Linked DNA regions of Homo sapiens: region 2 is linked to region 1. Evidence: chromatin contacts called from ENCODE Hi-C data. All regions are on one chromosome and are shown on one strand. Each heading gives the region's core, a stretch centred on a gene start or an enhancer-like site at or near the end of the contact. The rest is flanking DNA. Distances are from core to core; before and after follow the strand shown. Region 1 holds the start of STX18 (syntaxin 18). Region 2 holds the start of EVC2 (EvC ciliary complex subunit 2).

Region 1 (3,399 bases), core at 355-2,854:
ACAGCTTAGCGCATACTATTCTCTTAGCCTGAGATGTCCTTCTGCACTGGAACCAACTAATCCTCTTTCAAGATTTGTTTTAGGCATCATCGCCTCTATAAAGCCTTTTCTGGTCCTCAGGTAGAACTGACCACATTCTTTTTGTGCCCTACACAACACCTGCAAGGCTTTATGGCACTTGTTTTATGTCTATGTCCGTCTACTCCACCACTGCTTTTACATCATATTACTCTAACACGAGGCTGGTCAGAAGGTAGGTGCTTCATAGACGGTCATCAATAGGGCGAGTGTATTCATCTGGTCCAATCCCCTTTCTAATGTTTAAGTATCCTCTGCTAACTGTCATTAATGCATGCATGACTACATTCATTCAAAAATATCTGAGTGTCTATACAGTGCCAAGTGTATGCCAAGCAGAGAAGGATTTACTGTGAAATTAATGAGGCTTAAGCTTTAGGGTCCCTCTCTTCAATCTTCCAAAGCTCTGAATCTTTCTTGGTGATTTTTATTTCTTGAAGAGGGCAGACAGAACTATATAAGCTGTAGGCCCCACAAAACCTAGATACCTCCTTGGTGTCACGAACACAAAAGGGAACAAGACAAACAGCTCTCCCCTTATGGAGTTTTCTGTTTAATGGGAAAGACAGCCATTTGTTCATTCACTCATTCAACAAACATTTACTAAGCAATGCTATGAGTCATGCATTCTGAGATGAAAACAACACTGTCCCTGCCCTTAAGGAAAAGGTTCCTGTTCCCAGGGAGATGAAGGGACACCTGCTCTGATCAGGGAACAGAAAGTAGTTGAGGTGACTGTAACACTGTGTTTGCGAAAGATTACCCTAAACCCGTCTCAAGAGGAACTGAGTCCTACTTATTGCAGAGACAAAGGGAAGAAAGAGTTCGGCTGAATACAGTTTTTAATCTCAACTAGGGGTGGGAGGCAGACAAGTAAATAGAACAGGCAAATATGGTGTGGTCAGTGCTGCAACAGGAAGCGAAGGACTGTCAGGAGGTTTCCCCTGAGTGCAAGTCTGTAGTGACGGCGAACTCATGACCTCACAAAGCCGCCCATGCACTTTCCAGATAGAGATTTCTGAGGATCTCCTTTCTTGTCCCCCAATCCCTGTCGCCGCAGGAGAAATCTGTTCCCCAATATGCGTCCCCCTTCCTCAAAATAAGGCTGTTCCTTCCCCCAAAAAGCTGTAGGGTCTCTGAGGCCAACTCTTCTGTCCCCCTTAGAGCCACCCCCTTCACACAATGCTTACGGGACGGGGTCTGGTTTGGGGCCCGGGGTCCCTGTCGCAGGACTGCCCCCTCCTCAACCCGCCGTTTCCATAGCAACCAGCTCACCACTTCGCGGGCCCGGCTGGAGAAGTCGCCCTTGGGCCGGGGGCTCCGGCGGAACAGCTCGTCCCGGCTGCCATCGACCCCGCCGCCCACCGCCACTCCCAGCGCCTTGTTCCGCGTCTTCACGGTCTTGACGCTGGCCCGGAATAGCAGCGTGATGTCCACCGCCATAGCGACCCGCACCCTCAGCCCCACACTAGGCCCGCCCACGTAAGCAGCCGGCGACCGCGGCGCGAACCCGGCCGCTGAAGGACTGGTCCTGCCCCACACGCCTCCCCCCGGCAACGGCGACGCGAGAAGAAAGGTTCCGGCCTGCGCCCTGCTACCGCGGCGGGAGGAAAAAGGTTCCGGCCTCAGCCGGCGCACCTGGCGGAGGAGGAACCTCGCGACGCGCTCTCGGGCATCGGTTTCTCCCAGCAAAGCTTGGAGGGTTTAGCTGCGCGGAGAGCTCAGCGAGCTCTTCTGTGTCTGTTTGGGGCGTGTGGGCTCCGGGAGCGTGAGGACCGGGAAGCTAGGAGGCTCCTTCCCTTCTGGCGGCTCCCTCACTGAGACCGGGCGGTTTGGTTGCGGGGGAAGTGGAGACGAGCCACCCTTGACCTTTGACTGCAAGAACTCACCTTGAGCAGGATAGAGGCACGTGGACGGTGACCCTCGGGATGCAATAAATGCTGAGACAGATCAGGTGTGCAAGGCACAGAGCTAGAGGCCAGAGGCCTTTCTTCTCCAACCTTCAGTCACCTCTTTTTAAAGTGAAGCCAGCATCCTCCTCGGGGTTTACTGTGAAAATTAAGTGAGCTGACGCGTGCTGTGTTTTGATGTTGCTTGGCTCCTAGTAAGTGGCCAATAAATGGTAGTAATCGTTAATAATGTTATTATTATAATCACTGTTATTTGTGGTAAAGGAAGAGGCTTTAGAGAAAAGGCGTCACCTGTGCAGAGATTTGAAGGATGAATAGGAAGTTTAGATGGAGACAAAGGTGAAAGAGTGGCCCTAATGCCGCTGGATTCTCTTCATCCTTCATGCATAGTTTTTAATTGTACCGTCTTGAGCCATAGCTATTAAAATTGACAACTCAATCAATGAGTTTCTTCTGCATTTTAGGTTCATGTTCTGTTTTGTGTTGTTTTTTGAGACGGGGGTCTACTATGTTGCCCAGGCTGGATTGCAGTGGCTAGTCAGAGGCGCCATCCTAGCTCACTACAGCTGGAACGCCAGGGCTCAAACGATCCTCCCGGACTCAGCCTCCTGAGTAGCTGGGACTATAGGCACGTGCAACCGTGCCTGGCCTATGGTTCAGTTTTAATTCAAAATCTCATTGATTTCTTCAAGATTTCTTTTTTCATAAAGAGGAAGCACAAGTAGAATATGTATTAAAACAGCAGTTTTAATGGTCATCAAGATAAAATTTTCACAATACTAAGATGTTATTTGCCTTTTCGCTCTGATTTTCTTATGAGTTGCATACAGTTGAGTTTGCTGGAGACTGTGATATTGCAACGGAGTAAATGCAGAACAGCTGTTTTCTATTAAGCCAGACTCCAAAAAAAGACTTTCAAAAACATCAAGTTTTTGTTTTGATTTCTCATATAGTAAATGTCGATAATGTCAATATAAACCAAAATTGTTTAGAGCCCTTAATAATTTTTAAGTGTGCAAAAGAGTTGAGACCAAAAGTTTGAGAACCACTGTGTTAAAAAAATAAAGTTTATCAGAAATAGATGTCAAGAAAGTATATATTTACCAGAAAGGAGGAAGGAAAAGATTTTTTTTTTCTTTGAGGCGGAGTCTTGCTCTGTCGCCCAGGCTGGAGCAAGCTCCGCCTCCCGGGTTCACGCCATTCTCCTGCCTCAGTCTCCCGAGTAGCTGGGACTACAGGCGCCCACCGCCACGCCTGGCTAATTCTTTTGTATTTTTAGTAGAGATGGGGTTTCACCGTGTTAGCCAGGATGGTCTCGATCTCCTGACCTCGTGATCCGCCTGCCTCAGCCTCCCAAAATGCTGGGATTACAGGCGTGAGCCACCGCGCCCGGCCAGGAAAAGATTATTTA
Region 2 (3,399 bases), core at 566-3,065, 1.2 Mb after region 1:
AGACGGAAGAAGGCTGGTCCCATCAACAGCTGGGATGGGCGTGGGCAGGGCCAGGGCCCAGGGGACGTGCTCAAGATGCCAAGGGCACCTGAATACAGGTGCTCATTCCCAGATTCCTGCAAAGGCAGGGGTTGCCCTTGAGGGTGAGGTACTCTACACCCACCATGGTCCTAGATGGCTTCAGGCCCTTCCCAGTAGGCACCGTCCCTCCCTTCTGGCAGGGACCACCCTCAACACCACTGTGGCTGACAGAGGCCAATGTGCACCAGGATTTCTGACACTGGCTTCCCAGAAGGAAGAGCTTGTGCAAAGCAGGTGAGGCCAGGCACGCAGGCTCTGAACTCGGGGGCCAGAGAGAGAGTACAGGACAGGCCTGGGGACGCGGCTCCCTGAGCCTTGGTTTTGTCACCTGCAAAACGGGCCAGATACTCCCATCTCACAGGGCAGATGCAAGTGAAAGGACCCAGGGAACATGTTCTGTCATTGGACTTTTGAAAGCTCAGGACACTGACATGGCGTTTTTCCAGTGAAAACCTAAAGACAGAAAGGGAGCAGGGTCTCTTTTAAGAGACTAAACCTCTGCCAGTGTCGCAAGTGTCCTGGGGTAGAGAACACAGCAGGACACGACCCACCACCCTAGGAGAGAGGTGGGAGGACCTCAGGGCAGCATCAATGGGCCAGACCATTGGCCAGGGCAGTCCTGGGAATAGGAGCCTGGGTGTGCTGTCAGGGGCAATAAGGTGGAGAGAAGAGTGCCAGCATGGGACAGGAGTGGCAGAATGTCTACCAGGACAGACCACCCCAGAGGTCTGGGGGAAAATGGATGGGAGACGTGGGAAAACCATCACCAAGGGCTGGAAGTGAAGTGGTGGGACCTGAAGCCAGGGAGTGGCAGTGGGGAGTGAGGAGGGGCAGACATCCGAGCTGATTTGGAGGAAAAGGCACTAGGACTGGTGACCAGCTTTGTCGGGGGAGGTCAAGTCTAGGGCTACAGCCAGGGATCCATGCCTTTCGAGTTTAGGACCACAGAGGGAGGGCCAGGGTGAAGTAGGAAGTGGCTAAATCCATCAGCCAGGAGAGTTCAGTCACCTAAGAGTCCAGCCAAGAGCCCCCACTTTTAAAAACCGCTGCAATTTCCCAGTGCTGGCCTCTGCAAGGGGCTCTGCATATGTGAGCTCATCTAACCCACTTCCACCCTCTGGGGTGGACGCCGCGACGGCCCCGTTTCAACGATCAGGAAACTGGGGCACAGGAGTGAACTGCCCTAGGTCGAAGCTCGTAAAATGGAGAGCAGGATTCGAACCAGGGTCGCTGGTGAAGTCCAAGCCGGCAGCTGCCACACCCCGAGGAAGGTCTCCAGTTTCCCTCGAAGCTTTCTGGCCGTGAGCGGGATACACCTAAGGGCCGCGAAGCACCCTATTCAGATCCTGCCCTCCCTTCCTCATTCTTTGCGAAATACTAAGGGTCCTCCCTGCCACCGCCGGTGTAGACAAAGTCAAACCACTACAGTCAGACCGGAGCCTGGGGTCGGGCCCTCCTTACCTGCGTGCTGCTCTCGGGCCCCGCCCCGCTCCGCCCCGGAGGGATCCTCAGGCCGGGCCCAGACCTAGGAGCCACCTGGGGATCCCGGGGTGGCTGCGCGCCGAGGGGGCGCCAGCGGGGACGTGAGCTGGCGCCGAGACAGCCTCGGCCCCCCAGCGCCAGGGCCACTGCCAGGAGACCCCCGGCCAGCACCCACGTGGGGCGCCCCCGGGAGCCCGAGGGGTCCATCGCCTGTCGGGACCCGCTACCTCAAAGCGGCGGGTGCCGCCGAGTCGCTGGAGCTTCCGGACCCCAGGCCCGCCCCGCCGCCGAGCATGCTCAGTGCGAGCCGCCGCCGAAAGTTTTCTGGAACAAACACCCGCATCTGGGGCTTGGCGGGCCAGGAGGTGCCGGACGGGCGTGGGAGGGGGAGAGCGAGTTGGCGCGGCCCAGGCGCCCGGCGGCCAGGCCTGGGTTTGCTTGCGCCCAAACCGAATCAGAGCGGGTCACTCCCCTGCTCCCCGAGGTTACCAGGACCCCAAGGGCCCCTCCGCTACCGCCTACCTGGGTCTGTAAGCCTCAGCTCAGACGCACTTCCCCTGGGAACGGTTTCCTGACACACGGATGTGAATCCAGAGTTTCCCCATCCCCGCTTAGAAAACGGAGAAGCATTTGGAGCGCGGGGCCGGGAGTCCTGGAGCACCCAGAAGGTTCAGGAAAGCTCGGGGAGGAGGGGGTGGCCGCAGAGAAGGAAAAGGACCCTCACTTCCGGTTGCGTTCAGTGCAGACCAGCTGAGCACCCACTGCCCGAGCCTGCTGTGGGTCAGCCCTGGGCCGGCCCGGGTGCCCCTCGCATTCCCAGTGGGAAACAGGCCAGCCGCTGGGCCACCTCTCTGGGGACCTAGAAAGAGGGGAGCTGGTGTCTGAAGTCGCAGCCCTAAGCAAGCTCTCCCTGAACTCTCCGAGGGGACAGGGATTTGCTTTGCCAAGGGACGCAGGAGGAGGAGGAGGAGAAAGACACAAAAAGGGGGACTGGTGGAGCCTTTTGTGTGCTTCCTCATCCCTGCCTAGGTCCTGGGTGACAGCTGACACCTGTTGACGGGGGAGGGCTCCACTCCCGCCAGCCTTCCTGCGGGGCAGGCTGTTAGGCTGTCTATAAAGTCTCAGGCCAGCGAGCCTGGCCCCTGGCAGCCTCTCTCCCCATAACCCAGACCATCCAAGGACAGGCCTTTCCTGACCTAACATGGACAAGGCCATGGGGTTCGAGAAGCTGAGAATTTATAAGCCAAGTTCCCCACACCAGGGGGTACGTGGCAGCTGTCAGGCATGTGACAAGACCACAGGCTAAATGCCAAGCATGTTGCTGGACCGTTGGAGTTGTTTGACAGTCAGTCATTTAAAGGTTAATTTAATAGTCAACAACTTTATGATAAAGTAAAAAGCAAATAACCCTACATTTAAAAAATCTCCTTAGTATTTTTTATGGAGTCAGGGTCTCACTATGTTGCCAAGACTGGTCTTAAACTCCTGGGCTCAGACAATCCTCCACTTGAGCCTCCCAAAGTGCTGGGATTACAGGCGTGAGCAACCACACCTGGCCCAAACACCACATTTTAAAAACTAAAGCCTAAGCATTCATGGAAATGTAAAACAAGAGCGTCAAGTTATTGCCCCCATACATGTCCCCAGGAACCTTGGAGATGCTTCTAAGGTAATATATAAGAAGCTCCACATAGCAGAGAGTTTGCCCTGAAGCCAGACACAGGTGTAAATGAGACAAGAATTCTGCCCCACTCCTTAATTGCAAATGAGTCACCTCTCCTCTCCAGCTGTCAGTTTCTTCATTTATTAAAAAAAGATGAAGAATTTGGATAACAG

What was found. Hi-C counts contacts between places; a loop is a spot of excess contacts on that map. Pooled maps may share reads with other maps.
Region 2: a pooled map shows a loop between it and region 1 (5-fold over the local background). The contact joins the promoter of EVC2 here to the promoter of STX18 in region 1. A Hi-C loop is called at or near these places in 1 of 37 single-sample maps with no recorded cell type and 2 of 50 pooled maps.

Annotation. Positions count from the first base shown.
Region 1 is chr4:4,540,444-4,543,842 of GRCh38, forward strand. It overlaps STX18 (syntaxin 18), which reads right to left and starts at 1,605. Exons shown (of 11, transcript NM_016930.4): 1 at 1,354-1,605. The coding sequence starts at 1,521. LOC124900165 reads left to right here and starts at 1,688. Exons shown (of 6, transcript XM_047416490.1): 1 at 1,688-2,032. STX18-AS1 (STX18 antisense RNA 1 (head to head)) reads left to right here and starts at 1,688. Exons shown (of 6, transcript NR_037888.1): 1 at 1,688-2,032. RefSeq lists enhancers at 1,475-1,754, 1,479-1,773.
Region 2 is chr4:5,706,744-5,710,142 of GRCh38, forward strand. It overlaps EVC2 (EvC ciliary complex subunit 2), which reads right to left and starts at 1,816. Exons shown (of 22, transcript NM_147127.5): 1 at 1,543-1,816. The coding sequence starts at 1,770. RefSeq lists silencers at 1,436-1,815, 1,856-1,905 and an enhancer at 1,756-2,375.